2 separate regions of the Mus musculus genome follow, and region 1 is linked to region 2. Evidence: chromatin loops called from intact Hi-C (ENCODE). Cell type or tissue: left cerebral cortex. All regions are shown on one strand. Each heading gives the region's core, and the rest is flanking DNA. Links, peaks and the distances in the headings are about the cores only.

Evidence for each region. Hi-C counts contacts between places; a loop is a spot of excess contacts. Peaks named below come from ENCODE experiments on the same cell type or tissue, not always from the same donor. Only the 100,000 strongest peaks of a DNase experiment are listed, where the experiment ranks them.
Region 1: it touches region 2 in a loop (2.5-fold over the local background); 4 of 42 quality-filtered maps call a loop at or near these places.

Annotation. Positions count from the first base shown.
Region 1 is chr6:11,280,949-11,286,341 of GRCm38, forward strand. No RefSeq gene overlaps it. Among named protein-coding and RNA genes, the nearest start is that of AA545190, 310 kb to the left of the region's middle. In left cerebral cortex, for the core only: a CTCF peak has its summit at 3,302 (motif pointing left); a DNase peak (open chromatin) is centred at 3,283.
Region 2 is chr6:10,165,240-10,170,632 of GRCm38, forward strand. No RefSeq gene overlaps it. Among named protein-coding and RNA genes, the nearest start is that of n-TVcac5, 68 kb to the left of the region's middle. In left cerebral cortex, for the core only: no CTCF peak of the experiment used is centred there; DNase peaks (open chromatin) are centred at 2,433 and 2,613.

The DNA of each region.
Region 1 (5,393 bases), core at 320-5,319, 1.1 Mb after region 2:
GTTCTGTGTATATACTCACTAGATCATGGTCAAATGCCCAGTGGCTAGCTTGATAAAGAAAACTGAATCCTTTCCCACCTGCAGCTCTGCCCCGAAGTCATTCATTGTGGAGAGCTATACTCAGCATTCTTATCAAAAATTTTAATAGTTCTCTTTGATGATTTTCTGTCATCAAGTGATGGATGGAAAAGGGATTGTCACAGAAGTCTTCTATCCCTTTTTCACAATTGTGAGTGTACAGACATCAGGACCATGCAAAAAAGAGCTTCCTTGCCCTTTTCAGTCAGCAGAAACATGAATCAGAATTACACATGGGTTTTGGTATCAGCACATGTCAGCAAGCTCAGACCACCCACATCAGCATGGCTCTATGCCACTACATGAGCTATGGATACTCTCAAAACATGTCCTCAGGTGGTAGGTAGTATAGGACACACACACATCAATATGGCCTTTGGTGGCAGCACAGCCAACAGATATCAACATGGCTTTAAGCTGCAGCCCTGACCACAGACATTGCATGGCTTTCAGTGTTAAGACAGGCCACCAGCATCAACACAGCTCTTCGCTTCAGCAGGACAATAGATTCAGACATGGCCTTCTGCAGCATCACAGGCCAGGATTAGCAACATGTCACCAGGCTGCAGAACAAACCAATGACGTTGCATGCCCTTTGGAGGTAACAAATACCACAGAGTTTGAGACAGACAGGCTGCAGGAGCCCACGAACTTCTTATTAGGACTTTACAGAATATGAGAAGATTTCAGTGTTTAGAATATCTTTGTTTGAAGCATACAAGCACATAGCACATACATACATATTCATATTCATATATATATACACAAATCATACATATTTAGACCACACATACACACATACACCCCAAAAATATACATTCACTTATGTCAGACATAAACACATGTCCACAGATACACAGTCACTGATGGACACATTTCTTTGTGTGTGCACACAGCCCATTCTCAGAAACACACTTTTATTTAAGATGAGTGAGACTGAAGGACACAAAAGTAAATTCTCCTTTTCTACATTCTGTTAAATCACGTGGTGACATCAGGCCGAGGACTGAGGTAAGATGGACAAGGAAGGCATGCTAGCTCTGTATTCAGTGCTTGGTGGTTACATCAAAAACTCAACCACAGTTATATAAGTGGCAATACGTTGGTTAATGTCAGCACAGTGTTTAGCAGCACATGTTTATCAGACATAGTTTGATACACTGTGTATTTCCATTTTCCTAGGTATTTAATGAGCCTTTCTAAAGAAGTATCTTGTAGAAAGCTAAAACATAAACTTGCCCCCTGAGGCTTCTGAACTGGATCACTTCACATTCATAATTTGAAAGAGAAAGATTTGACACTGTGAGATTTTTGATACATCAAAGGATGGATAATTTTTCTTTAATTCTCTTTCAATGTAATTTCTCCTTTGAGCTTACGTGCCTGAGTACAAATTTACTGTCGTTTCTGTGTTTGCACGCCTCTAATATAGATATAATCAAGCTTTCAACCTTACTGTCAGGTATAGACTTAGGGTCTTCAACCTTGTCACCATGTTAATTTGGGTCAAGTAATTACTTATAAGGAGTTGGCTCCTCTGTAAAAGAAAATTAACATATGTAGCCTGTTTCTCCTAAGTGTCTTTAGAAGTCCACCCTTGGGTTGTATTTTTTTTAAGGCTGCTAACCATTACCTTCCAAAAAAAATGTCTAATAAAGATTGTTTCAGGTATCAAAGAACTGTACTTTTTATTTGAACTTAATTTTAACTGATACAGAAAAGAGATGACCCTTGCTTATAAGTTGTCATGTATTTCTGATCAATATGTATACTAGGTAATGGTAAAAATCACTACCTAGCTCCTGGCATTCTGTTATGTCTGTTGATGGGTGTTCAATCTCCCTTTTGTTTTAGGGCCATAAAGTGCACTGTAATCACCTTCATATGCAATAGCAACTCAGTAAAATCCTTTCTTGTCTCAAACTGTAACATGATGCAAATTGATCAACTACCCTCATCCCTTCCTTCCTGTAACTCCCTCATGCCCGCTAAGCACTATCCTTCTACATTTAACTTCTATGAATTAAGTTTGGGGATTTGAATGAGGCCATGTGATACTTGCCTTCCTGCTGTTGGCTCCCTTCATGTAACATATATGTCTCCAGATCACCCATCTTGTCCCCTATGACAGGATTTAATTCTCTTTTTGGCTGGATAGTATTCCTATTGTATACTTACCCTATTCTCTAACATTTGTCACTTAGTGGATACCCCAGATGCATCCACTGTCAGTTGTCAGTGATGCTGCAGCAGATATGAGAAAACACAGGTAACTTCAGCACACTTATGTCCTATGCTTTTGTTGTGTGCCCAGTAGCAAGAGTGCTGGATCATGTGATATTTTTTAAATTTTAAAGAAACTTCCAGACTCTTCTCTGAAACAGCCATGTAATTTTATATTTATTCTAAATATACATGAAGGTTCATTTCTCTTTCATTTCCATCAGCTCTACTCCAGTATAGAGGAACAGAAGACCATCCATAACACTGACGGTCTCTGCAATACCGCATGAAGGCAGTCAGATAACATGTGATGATTCACTGACTAAAGCATATTTTCAAATGACCCTGTTTCATTCTATATATCTTTTGCTTAAAAATACAGATTATTTTATTTCAATTGTAGCAATCTTCTCTTTGATAAAGGACATATTAGAACAAAATGAATTGATCAATGAACATATGCTTATATACTTTCAAGGGCAAGCAAAAGTACACAAGAGAAAGTGCCTTTCTTTAAAAAGGAAGAACAAACTGTGAGACCATCAGACATTGTATTGTCAATACATCTTACTCTGAAATTTCCAACTGCCACAGTTGTGGCGTGTCCTGCTTCTAAATAACAACAAAAATCCAGTTCAGTGTGTTAGCCAAATGGAAATCTGTCAGAAATAACTGAAGTAATTTCTTTAAAACATCCACAGGGATGTAGAGTTAGAAGAGTTAATGTGTTCAATGTATCATTACTTCTCAACCTCCTTCAACAAAAGGGAAATCAGTTATTGGTGTATGGTGTATTTTGGTGCAGAATAATAAATAAATGTACATTATACATATAATTCTAAGCCCAATTGAATAAAGTAATTTTGTTTCTAAAGCAGCAAACAGAGGAGTCCATCAATCAGCTGAATACACTATTTTATACAACACATGTGAAGAATAAATGTGAGAGTTCTTGTGAGAATTGAAAGCTGTGAGAACTTTCTGGGAATCACTGACACCTATTGGTCACAGGCGGCAATGCACTTGATATTCAGGATTAGGCATTTTTAATCTTTTTTGAGTTAACCAATTTTATTTTATTAAAGGAATTATTTATGTTAATGCATATTCGTCATATTTCACTGGTTTTAAAATATGTTAGGGTCTTGAAATGGAGTCAAATCTTGCTTTTTTGTGGCAGAAAGGAAGATCTTTTCCCATTTCTTTCTGTTTACTGATGGTTACAGAGCTAATCTAACTAGCACAACTGATGTGTTATTTCACAGAAGAAAACTGCTGTGAGATGAACAATTGTAGAGATAAACATGAAGATACAAAGCAGTCAGAAAAGCAAGGGTCCTGTTAAATAGAGTTTATGGGACCGATATATTTCCAGAAGAGATGGTTCATATACAAATACTAAAATGAAGATTTTTTGTCATTTTATTCTTAATTAGAAAATGTAAAAGATGACCAAATGCGGTGCTCTATAAGGAAGGACAATTCTGAATTCCAATATCTCTTCAAAGTTATTTCTAGTTTCAATATTTTGTGTCAAGTTTAAGGAGCCCAGCCATGAAGTTATTTCAACCATTACAACAATGCTGTGTTTATTTTTGTTTGTTTTGTACATTTTAATTACTTACTTTATTTGTTTATGTTTCAAATAAATATTGTCCCCCTTCTCAGTCAAATATTTCCTATTCTTTCTCTTGCCATTAAGAGCATGGTAGCCATCATCTCTCTTGGCTTCTATGTGTTCAACTTTTCTAGAGTCCATGTATAAATGAGATACTAAAATATGCATGTTTCTATCTCTGGATTATTTCCCTTAACATAATGTTGGACGGGTCCTTCCATGTGTGAAAAAGAACAAGATTTTCTTCTCTTTAGAGACCACACAGTAGTACTTGCTTTCCCCTTTCATTTGTTGGATGCTCAGTTTGTTCCCAAACCTTGGCTGCGTATGTCATGCTGCCATGAACATGCTAGTCCAGGTGCATGCATCTTCAACTTACTAGTTTTATTTCCTTTGAATTTTTCTAAAGATTAGAATTGCCAGCCAAGAAAATATACAGACTTAATGCAATCTTTATCAAGGTTCCAATGGTATTATTCACAGAAATAATATAACACAATTTTTAAAAAACGGACCACTGAAGACAAGAAAAGTAGTCAAAGCAAAGCTGGGAATATCTATTTCATTATTTGCTCCCACGATATACAAAACATATTGCAGCAGAATGCACAGTATTGGCATAAAATAAATCAGGCGTATTGATGACTAAAAACAAGAGAATTCAGAAACAAATTCTAAAATATGCAAAAAAACTAATTTTTAAATTTTTTATTGGGTATTTTCCTTATTTGCATTTTCAATGCTATCCCAAAAGTCCCCCACACCCTCGCCCCACTCCCCTACCCACCCACTCCCACTTCTTTGCCCTGGTGTTCCCCTGTACTGAGGCATAAAAAGTTTGCCTGTCCAATGGGCCTCTCTTTCCAGTGATGGCAGAATAGGCCATCTTCTGATACATATGCAGCTAGAGACACAAGCTCCAGGGGGTACTGGTTAGTTCATAATGTTGTTCCACCTATAGGGTTGCAGATCCCTTTAGCTCCTTGGATACTTTCTCTAGCTCCTCCATTGTGGGCTCTGTGATCCATCCAATAGCTGACTGTGAGCATCCACTTCTGTGTTTGCTAGGCCCCACCATAGTCTCATAAGAGACAGCTATATCTGTGTCCTTTCAGCAAAATCTTACTAGTGTATGCAATGGTATCTGAATTTGGTGGCTGATTATGGGATGGATCCCTGGATATGGTAGTCTCTAGATGGTCCATCCTTTTGTCTCAGCTCCAAACTTTGTCTCTGTAACTCCTTCCATGGGTGTTTTGTTCCCAATTCTAAGAAGGGGCAAAGTGTCCACACTTTGGTCTTTGTTCTTCTTGAGTTTCATGTGCTTTGTATCTTGTATCTTGGGTATTCTAAGTTTTGGGGCTAATACCCACTTATCAGTGAGTACATATCATGTGAGTTCTTTTGTGATTGGGTTACCTCACTCAGGAGGATGCCCTCCAGGTCCATCCATTTGCCTAGGATTTTCATAAAT
Region 2 (5,393 bases), core at 137-5,136:
GACAAGTTAGATCACTTTAATTTCTAATTCCCAGTAGGTAAGATGATCCAAAAGCATCCGTTGCATCTTGAAAGAAAAATTTAAAGAGATATCAGATTTCTTTGATTAAAAGGAATTCAGATCTAAACTCTAAATATTTTGTGTTCTCCCTACAGTAATATATGACACCCAATCTTAATAAGATGGCTTAGTGAAGAAAGTATTTGCCTCAGAAGCAGAATACCATGACTACAGATCACAATAAGACAAATAAAGCAAGATTTGGTAGTATAAACCTGTAATTTTAGTGTGCCTATGCTGAGATGGAAGAAGAAAATTGTAGGCCACATAGGCTGGCATGTGTTGAGATAAACAAGAGCCTCTCCATAATTCTGACTCATTGAAATGTAAGTACCAACATCTAAGATTGTATTCTGCCCTTTACATGAGTCTCATGGCAAATAAGTGACCTGCTATATACATGAAAAATCATAATTTAAGAGTAACAATTTGTGGTATTAGACAAATTTCTTTTATTCCTTCTGAGGAGTGTGTGTATTGTATGGATTTATAATTACTTTGCTTTTACATATGATCTAATGATTTAAACAATGTCTATAGTTGACAAGAAAGGAAGTGATGAAAGGAAGGAAGAAAGGAGGGAAGGAAGGAAGGGAGGAAGGAAGGAAGGAAGGAAGGAAGGAAGGAAGGAAGGAAGGAAGGAAAGGAGGGAGGGAGGGAGGGAGGGAGGGAGGGAGAGAGGGAGGGAGGGAGGGAGAGAGGGAGGGAGGGAGGGAGGGAGGGAGGGATGAAGGAAGGAGTGAGTAAGGGAAAACATCAACATAGTTGACAGTCAAAAGATATTGTAAATTTGTTGTTTTATATGAAGGGCAACTTCTTTTAGATACTCAAGGTAAGAAGATATTTCACAACCCAAAGCTATAAATACTTAAGTTTATCTTTCCTTTTATATTTTCTTGTTTTTAAAGTTAATTATTTTATTTAATAACTACCCCCTTCTGTTCACCCCTCTCCCCAGAGTTTTTCAGCCCATTGTCCCTCTACTTGGCCTCTGAGAGGTTTCCCCTCTGCCCCTTGCATCCCTCTTCTTTGGGGCATCAAGTCTGTACAGGATTAGACCTATTCACTGGGATCAGACAAGGCAGTCAGTTCCCTGCTAATTATGTGCCAAGGGCCTCAGACCTGCCCATGTATGATCTTTGGTTGGTGGCTTAGTTTCTGGGAGATGACAAGTGTCCAGGTTAGTTGAAAATATTGGTCTTCATATTGTGTTGCCAATCCCTTCAGCTCCTTCAGTCCTTCCCCTAACTCTTCCATTGGGGTCCTGAACTGCTGTTCAATGGTTGACTGTAAGTATTTGCATCTGTAAAAATCTACTGGTAGAAACTCTCAGAAGATAGTCATACTAAGCTCCTATCTCCAAGAAAAACATAGCATCAATAATAGTGTCAGGGTTTCGTGCCTGCCCATGGGATGTATCCCCATGTTGGGCAGGTCACACTGGTCATCTATTCCTTAAATCTCTGCTGCATTTGTATTACTGGATTTCTTTTAGACAGGAACAATTATGGGTCAAAAATTCGAAGGTGAGTTGGTGTCCTCATCCCTCCACTGGAGGCCCTGTCTATCTTCTAGAGGTTGGCTCTTCAGGTTCCATTTCCTCACTGTGGAGTATTTCAGCTAAGGTCATCAACACTTAGTCCTCACTGCTTCTCATATTCCATGTGTTTGAGACTTTTTAGCGGTCCCCCACACCTCCACCCAAGCCCTAGCAGCTTCATATTTTCATTCATTCTTTAGGCCCTCTGGACTTCTCTCTCTTGTCATCTCCCCATATCTGGTCCTGATCCCCCCATTGCCCCTCAACAATCCCACTCAGGTCCCTCCATCATCTGCCTCACATGATCATTTTGTTCCCTCTTCTAAATGGGATTGAAGCATCCTAACGTCTTACTATCTGTTGGGTGTATCATGGGTATTCTGTGCTTTCTGACTAATATCTGCTTATCAGTGTATACATACCATGCATGTCCTTTTGGGTTTGGGTTACTTCACTCAGGATGATAGATTCTGGTTCTGTTCATTTGCATGCAAAAGTCATGATGTCTTGGTTTTTAATAGCTGAATAGTATTCCATTGTGTTTAACCACATTTAATGACAATTTAATTTAACCATATTTTCTGTATTCATTTTTCAGCCAAGAGATAGCTGAGCTACTTCCAGTTGCTTGCTAGTCCAAATAAGAATGGTATGAACATAGTGGAGCACTTATACTTGTGGTTTCGTAGAACATCTTTTGGGTACATGCTCCGGAGTGCTATAGCTGGGTTTTCAGGTAGAACCATTTCCAGTTTTCTAAGGAACCACCAGATTGGTTTCCAGAGTGATTGTGCCAGCTTGAAATCCCATCAGCCAAGGCAGAGTATTTCCTTTTCTTCATTTCCTTGCCAGCATTCACTGTTGCTGTTGTTTTGATCTTAGCTATTCTGATTGGTATAAGGTAGAATCTCAGGGTTGTTTTGATTTGCATTTCTCTGGTGACCAAGGATGTTGAACATTTTTTTAAGTGTTTCTTGGCCATTCGAAATTCTTATGTTAAGAATTCTCACAGCTTAGACTTTGCATTTAAGCACAAGATATATTTTGAGCAACTTCTTGTGTGTCATGAAAATTAAGATCCAGATTTATCCATTTCCATCTCATGTTGCAGGATGCAATTATGGAAATGTCTCTTTTTCCAGAAGTTCTTTTAGAATTCATACCAAGTCCAATTACCCATAAGTATATATATATATATGATTATAGTTTGGAATATCCTTAGTCACATGATATATTTCATGTCAATGCCACATTTTCATTCATTCAATGCATTTAATGTTTCTTCATTCCTTCATTTTCTGTCTGAATTAGTTGTATTAATGTAGTTGAGATAAAATACCATGTTTCTGAGAGAGTGCATCAATGTAGGTGAAAAGTGGCAGTAGACAACCAGAGCAGGAAAGTTGGTGATCATGTCTCAACTGCTCTCAGAAAGCAGAGAGCATCCTGAGAAAGTCGTAAGTCTCCAAGCTCTCAAAGCCTTCTTTGAGTGACATACTTTTTGCCAAAACTCCTAAAAATCCCCAAATCCCTCCAAGCGATGCCACAAACTGGTGACCAGGTGTTCAAACAGATTGGACTTTGGAGGATAATTGTTATTTGACCATCATACTAGCCATGACATTAGTCTATAGTAAAAAGTCCTACCTAGATATAGATCCAGTCACATTTTTTTTCTGAAAAATTGGATGTGAAAATAAGTAACTAGAAGAGACTAGTCACACTTCTCTTTCTGGTCATTGAATGAGTTTGATGTAATATATGCTCTAATATCTAGTCTAATCCACAGGTAAATTGGGGTTAATTGCCTGGTGAATGAGGTTCTAAACACTATATGAAAAGTTGATTTCACCATAGGTTTTTAGGCTTTCAGGTGGGTTATTATTTAAGTGTATTTTTTAAATCTCTGACATTTGTGTTCTCTTATTAGAGCTCTTTTTTTTTTAAGTTAAAGGTCTTCCTTTCCTCTTTTCCTTTCTCTTCTTTTCTCTTTTCTTTTCTTTTTTCTTTTCTTTTCTTTCCTTTTCTTCTCTTTCCTTTTCTTTCTCTTTAATTAGATATTTTCTTTACTTACATTTCAAATGTTATCCCCTTTCCTCCTTTCTGATCTGAAATCATCCTATCCCATTCCCCTCCCCCTGCTCACCAACCAACCCACTCCCGTTTCCCTGTCCTGGCATTCCCTTACACTGGGTCATCAAGCCTTCACAGGACCAAGGGCCTCTTCTCTCATTGATGTCTGACAAGACCATCCTCTGATACATATGCAGCTAGTGCCATGGGTTCCTCCATGTGTACTCTTTGGTTGGTAGTTTATTCCCTGGGAATTCTGGGGGTTCTGGTTGGTTCATATTGTTCTTCCTCCTATGGGGCTACAAACCCCTTCAGCTCCTTGGGTCCTTTCTCTAGTTCCTCCATTGGGGATCCTGTGCTCAGTCCAATGTTTGGCTGTGGGCATCCACTTCTGTATTTGTCCAGCACTGACAGATCCCCTCAGGAGACAGCTATATCAGGCTCCTGCCTGCAAGCACTTGTTGGCATCCTCAATAGTGTCTGGGTTTGGTAACTGTATATGGAATGGATTCCCAGGTGGAGCAATGGCCTTTCCTTAAGACTCTGCTCCACACTTTGTTTCTAATTTAATTGCAGAAGATTCCTTTTTGATCTATTTATCTACAAGAGTATTTGCAAAATAGAGCCCTCTATCACTTTTTTATTAGATATTTTCTTTATTTACATTTCAAATGTTATCCCCTTCCCTAGTTTGTTCTCTGAAAATCCCCTATTCCCTTCCACCTCCCCCTGCTCCCCAACCCACTCAATTCTGCTTCCTGGCCCTGGCACTCCCCTGTATTGGGGCATAGGACCTTCACAAGACCAAGGGCCTCTTCTCCTATTGATGTCCAACTAGGCCATCCTCTGCTACACATGCAGCTGAAGACACAAGTCCCACCATGTGTTTTCTTTGATGGGTTGTTTAGATCCCTATACTGCCCCACCTGGGGATCCATTTCATAAACAACCACCAAACTCAGACACTATTGCAGATGCCAACAAGAGTTTGCTGACAGGAGCCTGACATGGCTGTCTCCTGTGATACTCTGCCAGTGACTGGCAAATGCAGAAGTGGATGCTCACAGTCATCCATTGGACGGAGCACAAGGCCTTCTATCACTTTAACTCTTAATAAAATTCTATTAAAATTTTACATGTGATGGAAAATCAGATATGATAAAGTTTGCTTCATCTTAATCTTCCACAGTGTACCCTCCCCAACTAACAAGTGAACTACCAACATGAACTAATGACTAAATCAAGATATGAACAAGGTATTAAACATATACCAAGGAAACAGATTAACTTGAATACATGGTGAAAAATCAGCAGCAAGTTTTATGAACAGTGCTGATATCAGAAACAAGCTTCAAGGACAAATTTCTTCCTTCCTTTCTTCCTTCCTTCCTCCCTTCCTTCCTTCCTTCCTCCCTTCCTTCCTCCCTCCCTCCCTCCCTCTCTCTTTCCTTCCCTCCCTCCCTCTCTTCCTCCCTTCCTTCCTCCCTCCCTCCCTCCCTCTCTCCTTCCTTCCCTCCCTCCCTCTCTCTCTTTCTTTCTTTTTTAATAGATATTTCCTTTATTTACATTTCAAATGTCATCCTCTTTCTTGGTTTCCCCACCGAAAACTCCAAATCCCTTCTCTACCTCACCCCTGCTTACTAGAACATATACTCTCACTTCCTGGTCCTGACATTCCCCTACACTAGGGCATATAGCCTTCACAGTATCAAGGGCCTCT